Linked DNA regions of Homo sapiens: region 2 is linked to region 1. A link is an interaction called in ENCODE POLR2A ChIA-PET data of the cell type or tissue named here. Cell type or tissue: OCI-LY7. All regions are shown on one strand. Each heading gives the region's core, and the rest is flanking DNA. Links, peaks and the distances in the headings are about the cores only.

The links. ChIA-PET counts read pairs that join two places held together with the same protein. Peaks named below come from ENCODE experiments on the same cell type or tissue, not always from the same donor. Only the 100,000 strongest peaks of a DNase experiment are listed, where the experiment ranks them.
Region 2: POLR2A ChIA-PET joins it to region 1 with 6 read pairs; 3 of 35 experiments call an interaction of 5 or more read pairs at or near these places.

Annotation. Positions count from the first base shown.
Region 1 is chr6:73,583,502-73,591,501 of GRCh38, forward strand. No RefSeq gene overlaps it. Among named protein-coding and RNA genes, the nearest start is that of EEF1A1-AS1, 64 kb to the left of the region's middle. In OCI-LY7, for the core only: no CTCF peak of the experiment used is centred there; DNase peaks (open chromatin) are centred at 2,200 and 2,620; H3K4me3 peaks cover 1,703 bases; H3K27ac peaks cover 1,896 bases.
Region 2 is chr6:73,333,057-73,337,056 of GRCh38, forward strand. No RefSeq gene overlaps it. Among named protein-coding and RNA genes, the nearest start is that of DPPA5, 19 kb to the right of the region's middle. In OCI-LY7, for the core only: no CTCF peak of the experiment used is centred there; no DNase peak of the experiment used is centred there.

The DNA of each region.
Region 1 (8,000 bases), core at 1-4,000:
TTTTTTTTTTTTTTCTGGTATTTTTAGTAGAGACAGGTTTTGCCGTATTGGCCAGGCTGAGTCTCGAGCTCCTGACCTCAGGTGATCGCCTGCCTCGGCCTTCCAAAGTGCTGGATTACAGGCGTGAGCCACCATGCCCAGCCATATTTTCTAATTTTTGCCAATCTGATGGATCTAAAGTAATATTTCATTATAGTTTAGTGTGCATTTCTTTTCTCCTTTCCTTTCCTTTTCTTTTTTATTTTTTGAGACGGAGTTTTGTTCTTGTAGCCCAGGCTGGAGTGCAGTGGCGCCACCTCGGCTCACTGCAACCTCCGTCTCCCGGGTTCAAGCAATTCTCCTGACTCAGCCTCCCTAGTAGCTGGGATTACAGGCGCCCACCACTACGCCCGGCTAATTTTTGTATTTTTAGTAGAGACAGGGTTTCACCATGTTGGCCAGGCTGGGTTCGAACTCCTGACCTCAGGTGATCCACCTGCCTTGGCCTCCCTAAGTGCTGGGATTACAGGCGTGAGCCACTGTGTCTGGCCTTCTTTTTTTTTTTTTTCTTTACACATTTTTTCTTTCTTTTCTTTGTTTTATTTTATTGTTTTATAGAGGAGAGGGTCTCACTATGTTGCCCAGGCTGGTCTTGAACTCCGAGGCTTAAGTGTCAGCCTCCCAAAATGCTAGGATTGCAGATGTTACAGATGGGAGCCACCACACCCAGCCTGAAATATCTTCTTAGTGTTAAAAAAAAAAAAAAAAAGAGAGAAGTGCATTATAATAGATATTGTAGGCCGGGCGCAGTGGCTCACGTCTGTAATCCCAGCACTTTGAGAGGCCGAGGTGGATGGATCATGAGTTCAGGAGTTGAAGAATAACCTGGCCAAGATGGTGAAACCCGGTCTCTACTAAAAATACAGGCTGGGCTCGGTGGCTTACGCCTGTAATCCCAGCACTTTGGGAGGCCGAGGCGGGTGGATTACGAGGTCAGGAGATCGAGACCATCCTGGCTAACACGGTGAAACCCCGTCTCTACTAAAAATACAAAAAAATTAGCCAGGCGTGGTGGTGGGCACCTGTAGTCCCAGCTACTCGGGAGGCTGAGGCAGGAGAATGGCATGAACCCGGGAGACGGAGCTTGCAGTGAGCCGAGATGGCACCACTGCACTCCAGCCTGGGCAACAGAGCAAGACTCTGTCTCAAAAAAAAGAAAAATAAATAAATAAATAAAAATACAAAAAAATTAGCAAGGTATGGTGGTGGGCGCCTGTAATCCCAGATATTGGGGAGGCTGAGGCAGAGAATTGCTTGAACCCAGGAGGCCAAGGTTGCAGTGAGCTGAGATCGTGCCACTGCATTCCAGCCTGGGTGACAGAGCAAGACTCTGTCTCAAAAAAAAAAAAAAATTAGATCTTATATGGGTGATTTATTCAATATACAGACTTGAATTTCCTCTAACAGCATTCATTACTTCATACAAAACAGTTCTTTTTTTTTTTTTTTTTTTTTTCTGAGATGGAGTCTTGCTCTATTGCCCAGGCTGGAATACGGTGGTATCATCTCGGCTCCCTGCAACCTCCACCTCCCGAGTTCAAGTGATTCTCCTGCCTCAGCCTCCTGAGTAGCTAGGACTACAGGCTCACGCCACCATGCCCAGCTAATTTTTGTATTTTTAGTAGAGACGGGGTTTCACTATGTTGGTCTGGCTGATCTCAAACTCCTGATCTTAATGATTCTCCCGCCTTGGTCTCCCAAAGTGCTGGGACTATAAGCATGAGCCACCATGCCCAGCCCAAAACAATTCTTAAGCATTAAAAAGATCAGACTCTTTATCCTTTCCAGATCACTTTTAATATCAACAAAACTTCTGGGGAAAGTTCAAGTTTCAGACTGTAGAGTGAAGGCTATAAAACGTGCTTAACACAAGGGGCTATTTGTAGTGCTCTAAAGCATGATTGGGACCAGGATGCACACTTGATCGGAGAGGTGATAACACTGTTGGACATGTTAGCGTATTTCAGTTGTTTCTGACAGTGAGAGTGCTTAAGAAAAAGATTTAATACAATATATATGTATAATCCTACCCCTCTACCAAAGTCTAGACGATTATGGACTGAGAATGTGTATGAGGAAACTGATAGTTTCAATAGTTTTTTAGCTCAGTTGGGCAAAAGTGGCTTCTCACTCAAGCACAGGACTGGCAGTGATGTAACACTTCTAAGTTTCCGCCTCCCCCAACATCAAGATAAAGTGAAAGTAAACAGGCACTTGGAAAATTACTAGTGTTCTTCCTCCTCCAGGCACATAAGAAAAGGGGGCAGAAAATTCCTTACATTTCATTTCTTTTCAGTATTGCTTATGCTCACAGCTTTCCTTTGCACAGCTCCTAGAAATAATTTTCTATATTATCCTTTGAGAGTAAAAACTTTTATAATTGGCTTTTCTGCTTATGGTTGCTCTAAAAGGCAGAGGCATCTGAAAAGGCTTTGTGATCCATCTTAATTTACATGTCTATGAGAAAGATAATTTATTCTTTAACTGAAATTAAACATTTACCCCATGTCTCTTCTTCTGAGGCAGTAACATGCTTTTACTGAGAGGAACCAGGCCATTTCCTATAGTGGTCTTCCTGCCTTCACATTTAAATGTTACATCAGTCTTTTTCTGTTTGGGGGAATTTCTCTCTCTCTCTTTTCTTTTTTGTGAGACAGCGTCTGGCTCTGTCACCCAGGCTGGAGGGCAGTGGTATGATCTTGGCTCACTGAAGCCTTGACCACTTGGGCTCAAGCTATCCTCCCACCTCAACCTCCTGAGTAGCTGAGACCACAGGCATGCACCACCATGGCTGGCTTTTTTGTTTGTTTGTTTTGTTTTTGTGATAGCTTTGGTCCCAATATTTGGGGGAATTTTATTTTGAACATCCAGAGGGGAGATAAGATAATCTACTCTGCAACAAAGTCTAAACTCAGATATCTCTATTTCTGATTTCCTGAAAACGAAACAAAGGCTGAAGTAAGAAAGACATTACCATGGCTAATACAAACTGCTGTCTTCAGCGTTTGTCTCAAGTTCTTTCATAAACTGGACTCTCAAGGTCAGTTGGCACGCTTCTTCCCCATTGGATTTGCTTGTTGGGTGGATAATAATGCTTTTACATGAGAGGTTTTGAAGGCTGGAGCTTATAAACAAAAACGCTTGATAAATAAAAATGTGAGCTGCAGGAGAAAAGGGACTTGGCTTATTTCTTTTTTTTTTTCCACTTCCATGTCGTCGTGCAAAAAGCAATGCCTGGTACATAGTGGATGCTCAGTAAATACTTGTTGAATAACTGGGAGAAGTATTTTGCATATACAAAACTAAGCTACTCTCAAATACTTTCAAAACTATTTGCTAATAATTACCATTTATAACTTATTTTGATGTTAGCATATTTATTCATTAAAAGCTTGCACTACTGTTGACCTGGAGCCTTATTGAAAAAAAAAATTGAAAAGCAGTCGGCACATTTATTTAATTTTTTGGGTCAGCAGAAAACATATGAAAAAAACAATATATGAGATCAAAAATTTCTATTTATTGGCCAGGTGCTGTGGCTCACGCCTGTAATCCCAGCACTTTGGGAGGCCTTTGTGGGCGGATCACATGAGGTCAGGAGTTCGAGACCAGCCTGGCCAACATGGTAAGCCTCGTCTCAACTAAAAATACAAAAAGTAGCCGGGCATGGTGGCAGGCACCTGTAATCCCAGCTATTTGGGAAGCTGAAGCAGGAGAATCTCTTGAACCCGGGAGGTGGAGGTTGCAGTGAGCCAAGATCGTGCCACTGCACTCCAGTATGGGCAACAAAAGCGAAACTCCATCTCAAAAAAAAAATTATGTATTTATTTATTATTTTTTGAGACAGGGTCTTGCTCTGTTGCCCAGGCTGGAGTGGCTTGGTGTGAACATGGCTCACTGTGGCCTCAACCTCCTGGGCTCAAGTGATCCTCCCACCTCAGCCTCCTGAGTAGCTGGGACCACAGGTCTGTGCCAGCACACCTGGCTAAGTTTTTAGAAAATTTTTTGTAGAGATGGGGTCTTGCCTTGTTGTGCAGTCTGGTATTGAATTCCTGGGCTCAAGCAATCCTCCTGCCCTCAGCCTCATAAAGTGTTGGGATAACAGGTGTGAGCCTTTGTGCCTGGTCAAAAATATCAATTTTTAGTCTATTTAACTAAAGGGTTGTTATTTAATAAGCATCCTAAGTGAACTAAGCACATGTTGTTATGAGTGAGACCATGCTGAGATGAATGGAATGAACCCTGCCTTCAAGATGTTTGTGATGAATCTATTCCTGGGACAGACACAGACATGTGTTCATTAAGTATTATAAAGAAAGAGGGCCGGGTGCAGTGGCTCACGGGAGGCTGAGGCTGGCGGATTGCCTGAGCTCAGGGGTTCGAGGCCAGCCTGGGCAACAGGCTCTACTAAAAATTTAGTATTTTAGTCTCTACTAAAAATACAAAAAATTAGCTGGATGTGGCGGCATGGACCTGTGGTCCCAGCTATTCGGGAGGCTGAGGCAGGAGAATTTCTTGAACCTGGGAGGCAGAGGTTGCAGTGAGTGGAGATTATACCACTGCACTACAGCCTGGGCAACAGAGCAAGACTCTGTCTCCAAAAAAAAAAAAAAGGAGGAAGGGGATCAAGGAGTCAAGGAGTCAGAAGGAGCTCCAGGGAGGGAAAGGGCTGTGTCAGATGCATCTTTGTATCCTTGTTGCCTAGCAAAGGGTAGATACTTAGTATTCGCTGAATGAATGAAGAAATTCTCTCTTCCACATAATTGAGCCTAAATCCTTGAGTTTAAAATAAAGGGAAACCCCAAAATAAATAAATAATGTGGCACTTTAGTAGGTTAAAGGGAGACACCACATCTAGATCAGGGAGGGTGGAAGAAATTAGGGGTCATGAAGGAGGTGGCAAGGTTGAGGAGAGACCTTCCAGACCCAGGGAAGGAAATTAATAAAGGTATGAAGAGGAAAGGGAAGATGGAGAGAAGGCATGGGGAAGTGAAGCAGCCAGATCGCTGCAACAAGGCATGGCTCCCACCATAAGATAAGGGTAGGGTAGGCTGAACCTAAGGGTGAGGAGGGCACAGCTGCTGGGTGGGAGAGTTTACTGGGTAGGCCCAGGGAAGCCATGGGGCTCACCATAGGGGAGCACCTTAATCAGAGAGATTAGTTGTATTGGGACAATGAACTCAACACTGGTGGGAAGCTGGGATAGAAGAGGGCAAGACTAAAGGCAGTGATACCACTTAACTTTTCTACTCTAGGTGTAAACAAAAGCCACTAGACTCTTACTTAGGAGATGAGAGTGGGTTTTTTTTTTGTTGTTTTTTTTTTTGAGAAAGACTCTCGCTCTGTCACTCAGTCTGGAGTGCAGTGAGATCTCAGCTCACTGCAGCCTCGATCTCCTGGGCTCAAGTGATTCTCTCAACTCAGCCTCCTGAATAACTGGGGCTACAGGTATGCACCACCATGCCCGGCCAATTTTTTGTATTTTTTGTAGAGACCAGGTTTCACCATGTTGCCCAAGCTGGTCTCAAACTCCCGGGCTCAAGCCATCTATCCACCTTGACCTTCCAAAGTACTGGGATTTCAGGTGTGAGGCACTGTGCCTGGCCTGGAAGAAGGATTAAGAAAAAAAAAATTCCAGGCCGGACATGGTGGCTTACACCTGTAATCCCGGCACTTTGAAAGGCTGAGGCGGGAGGATCACTTGAACCCAGGAGACTAGACTGGACAACATAGTGAAACCCCATCTCTACAAAATACAAAAATTAGCTGGGCATGGTGGTGCAGACCTTTAGTACCAGCTAGTCTGGAGGCTGAAGTGGGAGGATCTCTTGAGCCTGTGGGGTAGAGGCTGCAGTGAGCTGTGATCATGCCACGCCCCCCAGCCTGGGTGACAGAGTGATACTCTGTTTCAAAACAAACAAAAAATTCCAGAGACATGAAAAAACTGAAATGGAAGAGCCAGGTGTTTTTTTTTTTTGTTTTTGTTTTTTGACGGGGTCCCCTTCTGTCGCCCAGGCTGGAGGGCAGTGGTGCGATCTCGGCTTACTGCAACCTCCATCTCCCGGGTGGAAGAGATTCTCCTGCCTCAGCCTCCCGAGTAGCTGGGAACTACAGGTCTGCACCACCATGTCCAGCTAATTTTTTGTATTTTGTAGGACTGAAGGCGGGTGCCACCATGCCCGGCTAATTTTTTTGTATTTTTAGTAGAGAAGGTGTTTCACCACGTTAGCCAGGCTGGTCTGGAACTCTTGACCTCAGGCAATCCACCCGCCTTGGCCTCCCAAAGTGCTGGGATTACAGGTGTGAGCCACCGTGCCCGGTCGGCAGGTGGTTGTTTTGGCACAGAGTAGGGGGTTTGGTGGGAGGCTAGGGAGGAGGAACAGAAATGACTTTGGGCCAAGCCTAAGTGACTGGGGAAATGTACTTTTAAGAGAAATATGAAGGTGGCAGGAACAGCCAGTTTTATTTAGAATGGGGGTGGGGGAGTGAGGTTGGATTTAAATAGTCTCAGGTGCAAGGAAGGATAGCCAGCTGGGGATGTCCAGCAGGTAGTTGAAAACCTAGCGGTGCCAGGCACGGTGGCTCACGCCTGTAATCCCAGCACTTTGGGAGGCCGAGGTGGGCGGATCACAAGGTCAGGAGATCGAGACCATCCTGGCTAACACAGTGAAACCCCGTCTCTACTAAAAATACAAAAAATTAGCCTAGCGTGGTGGTGGGCGCCTGTAGTCCCAGCTACTCGGGAGGCTGAGGCAGGAGAATGGCGTGAACCTGGGAGGCAGAGCTTGCAGTGAGCTGAGATCGCGCCACTGCACTCCAGCCTGCGCGACAGAGCGAGACTCCGTCTCAAAAAAAAAAAAAAAAAGAAAACCTAGCGGTGATTACACAACAGCTTGGGCAACAGGTCTTTTGTTTTTAAAACAATATATTTGGCCAGGCACGGCAATCCCAGCACTTTGGGAGGCTGAGGCGGGCAAATCACGAGGTCAGGAGTTCGTAGACCAGCCTGGCCAACATGGTGAAACCCCATCTCTACTAAAAATACAAAAATTAGCCAGGTATGGTGGCGCATGCCTTTAGTCCCAGCTACTCAGGAGGCTGAGGCAGGGGAATCGCTGAACCTGGGAGGTGGAGGTCGCAGTGAGCAGAGATCGCGCCACTGCACTCCAGCCTGGGCAACAGAGCAAGTGTCCGTCTGAAAATAAATAAATAAATGAAACAATATATTTATTTGAATAGGTCATACTGCCACATTTGGTAAAGTGAAAATTAATTGTCCTTCCTATCCCTAGTTGCTGATTTTATCTCTATAGAGGTAACCGTTGTTTGTGGAAAAATCTACTCAAACTGTGTTTTTTTTTTTTTGTTTTTTTTTTTTTTGTTTTTTTTGAGACTGAGATTCGCTCTTGTTGCCCAGGCTGGAGTGCAATTGCGTGATCTTGGCTCACCGCAACCTCTGCCTCCTGGGTTCAAGCGATTCTCCTGCCTCAGCCTCCCGTGTAGCTGGGATTACAGGCATGTGCCACCATGCCCGGCTAATTTTGTATTTTTTAGTAGAGACAGGGTTTCTCCATGTTGGTCAGGCTGGTCTCGAACTTCTGATCTCAGGTGATCTGCCTGCCTCAGCCTTCCAAAGTGCTGGGATTACAGGCGTGAGCCACCACGGCGGGCCAAATGTGTTTTTTTTCTTTTTCTTTTTCTTTTTTGAGACGGAGTCTCACTCTGTCGCTCAGGCTGGAGTGCAGTGGCGCGATCTCAGCGCACTGCAAGCTCCGCCTCCCGGCTTCATGCCATTCTCCTGCCTCAGCCTCCGGAGTAGCTGGGACTACAGGCACCTGCCACCATGCCTGGCTAATTTTTTTGTATTTTCAGTAGAGGTGGGGTTTCACCATGTTAGCCAGGATGGTTTCGATCTCCTGACCTCGTGATCCACCCGCCTCGGCCTCCCAAAGTGCTGGGAT
Region 2 (4,000 bases), core at 1-4,000, 250 kb before region 1:
AATGATTTAAGGGGATTTCACAATCAGATTTGGTGGCAATGTGAAATAGAGTTATGATGGGGCTAAATATGGAGGCAGAGAAAACAGTTAGATCAAAACATCAATTGCTGAATTCAAAATGAGTGTTAAGAGCCTGACCTAAGAAAGTGGTAGTAGATACGGAAAAGAAAAGGCAACGCAAGAAAAATCTGTGCAAGAGCCACAACAGACAAAACAGGCACACAAGGATTAATATGAGATTTACAATCGTAGTACTTCCGATGGTCTTAACCCAAGTGACAGGGTTAAGATTTGCGAGGCCATCAGCAACTCCTGCAATTGCCTCAGTTCTTGGCACCAAATTTAAATGGGGGTGATAAAAAGAGTGAAAAATAACAAAATAAGATACTATTTTATTCATACAGTCTGACCAAAAAAACTGGGTATATGAAAATTTTGAGAATGGGAAGAAACTGACACAATGCATTTTTGGCAGAAACGAAGACTGGTACAGACATTCTGGTGCTCAATGTACTCATATTTAGTAAAATTGGTTATGAAAACCATAAACATATCCTACATCACAGAAAGCACACTCCGAGAAAATTATCTGAGAAATTTCCCCATGTGCCCATAGAGGATACTCATCACAGCAGTTTGTAGAAGTAGGGAACTAAAAGCAATCTAAATATCTAACACTAGGGTGAAGTATCAGTAAAATATGTAATGTTGGCCAGGCATGATGGCTCACACCTGTAGTCCCAGCACTTTGGGAGGCCAACAGTGGTAGATCACTTGAGGTTAGGAGTTCAAGACCTGCCTGGTCCACATGGTGAAAACCCATCTCTACTAAAAAATACAAAAATTAGCCAGGCTTGCTGGTGTGTGCCTATAGTCCCAGCTACCTGGGAGGCTGAGGCAAGAGAATCACTTGAACCTAGGTGTTGGATGTTGCAGTGAGCCAAGATCGCACCACTGCACTCCAGCCTGGGTAACAGAGCAAGACTGTCTCAAAAAAATAAATATTCCGGGCCCAGTGGCTCACACCTGTAATCCCAGCACTTTGGGAGGCCAAGCCAGGTAGACCACAAGGTCAGGAGTTCGAGACCAACCTGGCCAATATGGCGAAACCCCGTCTTTACTAAAAAATACAAAAATTAGCCGGACATGGTGGCGCGTGCCTGTAGCCCCAGTACTCAGGAGGCTGAGCCAGGAGAATCGCTTGAACCGGGGAGGCGGAGGTTGCACTGAGCCAAGATCCTGCCACTGCACTCCAGCCTGGGCGACGCAGTGAGACTCCATCTCAAAATAAACAAATAAATAAATAAAATAAAGAAATAAATCTCCAGGCGCAGTGGCTCACGCCTGTAATCTCAGCACTTTGGGAGGCCAAGGCAGGCAGATCACGAGGTCAGGAGATCGAGACCATCCTGGCTAACACGGTGAAACCCCGTCTCTACTAAAAATACAAAAAAATTAGCCAGGCGTGGTGGCTGGCGCCTTTAGTCCCAGCTACTTGGGAGGCTGAGGCAGGAGAATGGCATGAACCCGGGAGGCGGAGCTTGCAGTGAGCCGAGATTGTGCCACTGCACTCCAGCCTGGGCAACAAAGCGAGACTCCATCTCAAATAAAAAAAGAAAGAAAGAAATAATGTAATGTGTGCTTTGGACCACAAAGCAGCTATTAGAAGAAATAAAGATACACACAGAAATATATAGAGGGCTTAAGGGGGTGGTATTATATTTTAAAAGTAAGAAAGAATTAAATCAGCCAGGCATGGAGGCTCACCCTGTAATCCTAGCACTTTGGGAGGCCAAAGCTGGAGCACCATTTGAGCCCAGGCATTTGAGATAAGCCTGGCCAACATGGTGAAATCCCCTCTCTACAAAATATCAAAAATTAGCTGAGTATGCTGGCGTACACCTGTAATCCCAGCCACCCAGGAGGCTGAGGTGGGAGAATCGCTTGAGCCTGGGAGGTTGAGGCTGCAATGAGCTGAGATCATGCCACTGCACTCCAGCCTGGGCAACAGAGCAAGAATCCGTCTCAAAAAAAAAAAAAAAAAGAATTAAATATATAAGACAGTAACATCTGTGTAAATGTTAATCATATACATACACAGAGCCATACAATATTTTAACAAGGCCAGGCACAGTGGCTCACACTTGTAATCCCAGAACTTTGGGAGGCTGAGGTAGGCGCATCACCTGAGCTCAGGAGTTTGAGACCAGCCTGGGCAACATAGTGAGACCATGTCTCTGCAAAAAAATTTTTTTAGTCAGGCGTGATGGTGCGCACCTGTAGTCCCAGCTACTCGGGAGGCTGAGATAGGAGGAGATTGCTTGAGCCCAGCAGGTCAACGTTGCAGTGAGCCATGGATTGCACCACCGCATCCAGCCTGGATGCCATAGCAAGACCTTGTCTCAAAAAGAAAAAAAAAAGATAACTAGACAGTGAAGAAACTAGACAAGGCTGGCCGGGTGCAGTGGCTCACGCCTGTAATCCCAGCACTATGGGAGGCCGAGGCGGGTGGATCACGAGGTCAGGAGATTGAGACCATCCTGGCTAACACAGTGAAACCCCTTCTCTACTGAAAAAACAAAATACAAAAAATTAGCCAGGCATGGTTGCACGTGCCTGTAGTCCCAGCTACTCAGGAGGCTGAGGCAGGAGAATCGCTTGAACCCAGGAGACAGACATTGCAGTGAGCCGAGATCGCGCCACTGCACTCCTGCCTGGGTGACAGCGTGAAACTCCATCTCAAAAAATAAATAAATACATAAATAAATGTCCTGAATCTGGTAACTGTGCTATACTTATGTAAGAGATGATCCTTGTTCTTAAGAAATACATACTGAAGTATTAGGCCGGGCGCAGTGGCTCACTCCTGTAATCCCAGCACTTTGGGAGGCCGAGGCGGACAGATCACTAGGTCAGGAGATCGAGACCATCCTGGCTAACACGGTGAAACCCCGTCTCTACTAAAAAATACAAAAAAAATAGCCGGGTATGATGGCGGAGGCCTGTAGTCCCAGCTACTCGGGAGGCTGAGGCAGGAGAATGGCATGAACCTGGGAGACGGAGCTTGCAGTGAGCCGAGATCGCGCCACTGCACTCCAGCCTGGGCGACAGAGCAAGACTCCGTCTCAAAAAAAAAAAAAAAAAAAAGAGATACATACTGAAGTATTGAGGGATAAATGGACATAATATAGTCAACCTACTCTCAGATGGTTCCAAAAAATAATAATATATTACATATGTATGTGTATGAGAGAAAGGAAGAGAAATATGAGTGAGAAAATATATGTTGTGAAATGTTTATAAGGGTATATGGAAGTTCTTTGTATTATTTTATCTGTGAGTATGGAATTATTTCCAAATAAAAAGTTTAATTGTTTTGACATCAAAACACAACAAACTAAGAAATTCATCGAAATATGGAAGGTGGCTGGGCGTGGTGGCTCACGCCTATAATCCCAGTACTTTGGGAGGCCAAGGTGGAAGGATGGCTTGAGCCCAGGAGTTCAAAATGAGGAAGAACTCGCCAGGAGCGGTGGCTCACACCTGTAATCCTAGCACTTCGGGAGGCCAAGTCAGGGGGATCACAAGGTCAGGAGTTCAAGACCAGCCTGGCTAAGATGGTGAAACCCCACCCGACTAAATTAGCCGGGCGTGGTGGCGGGCACCTGTAATCCCAGCTACTTGGGAGGCTGAGGCAGAGAATCACTTGAACCCAGGGGGCAGAGGCTGCAGTGAGACGAGATCGCACCACTGCACTCCAGCCTGGGCAACAGAGCGAGACTCCATCTCAAAAAAAAAAAAAAAAAAAATATGAGGAGGAACTCAAGTGATCCTCCCAGTTTAGCCTCCCAAAGTGCTGGGATTACAGGCATGAGCTGCCTCACCAGTCGCTTAGTCTTTCTTATAAACCTTTTTTAACCTTAAAGAAATAATTTAAGAACTAATATCATTTGTGATGAAAAATGCTTATTTGAAGTTCAATATTTTCTTCAATTTCACC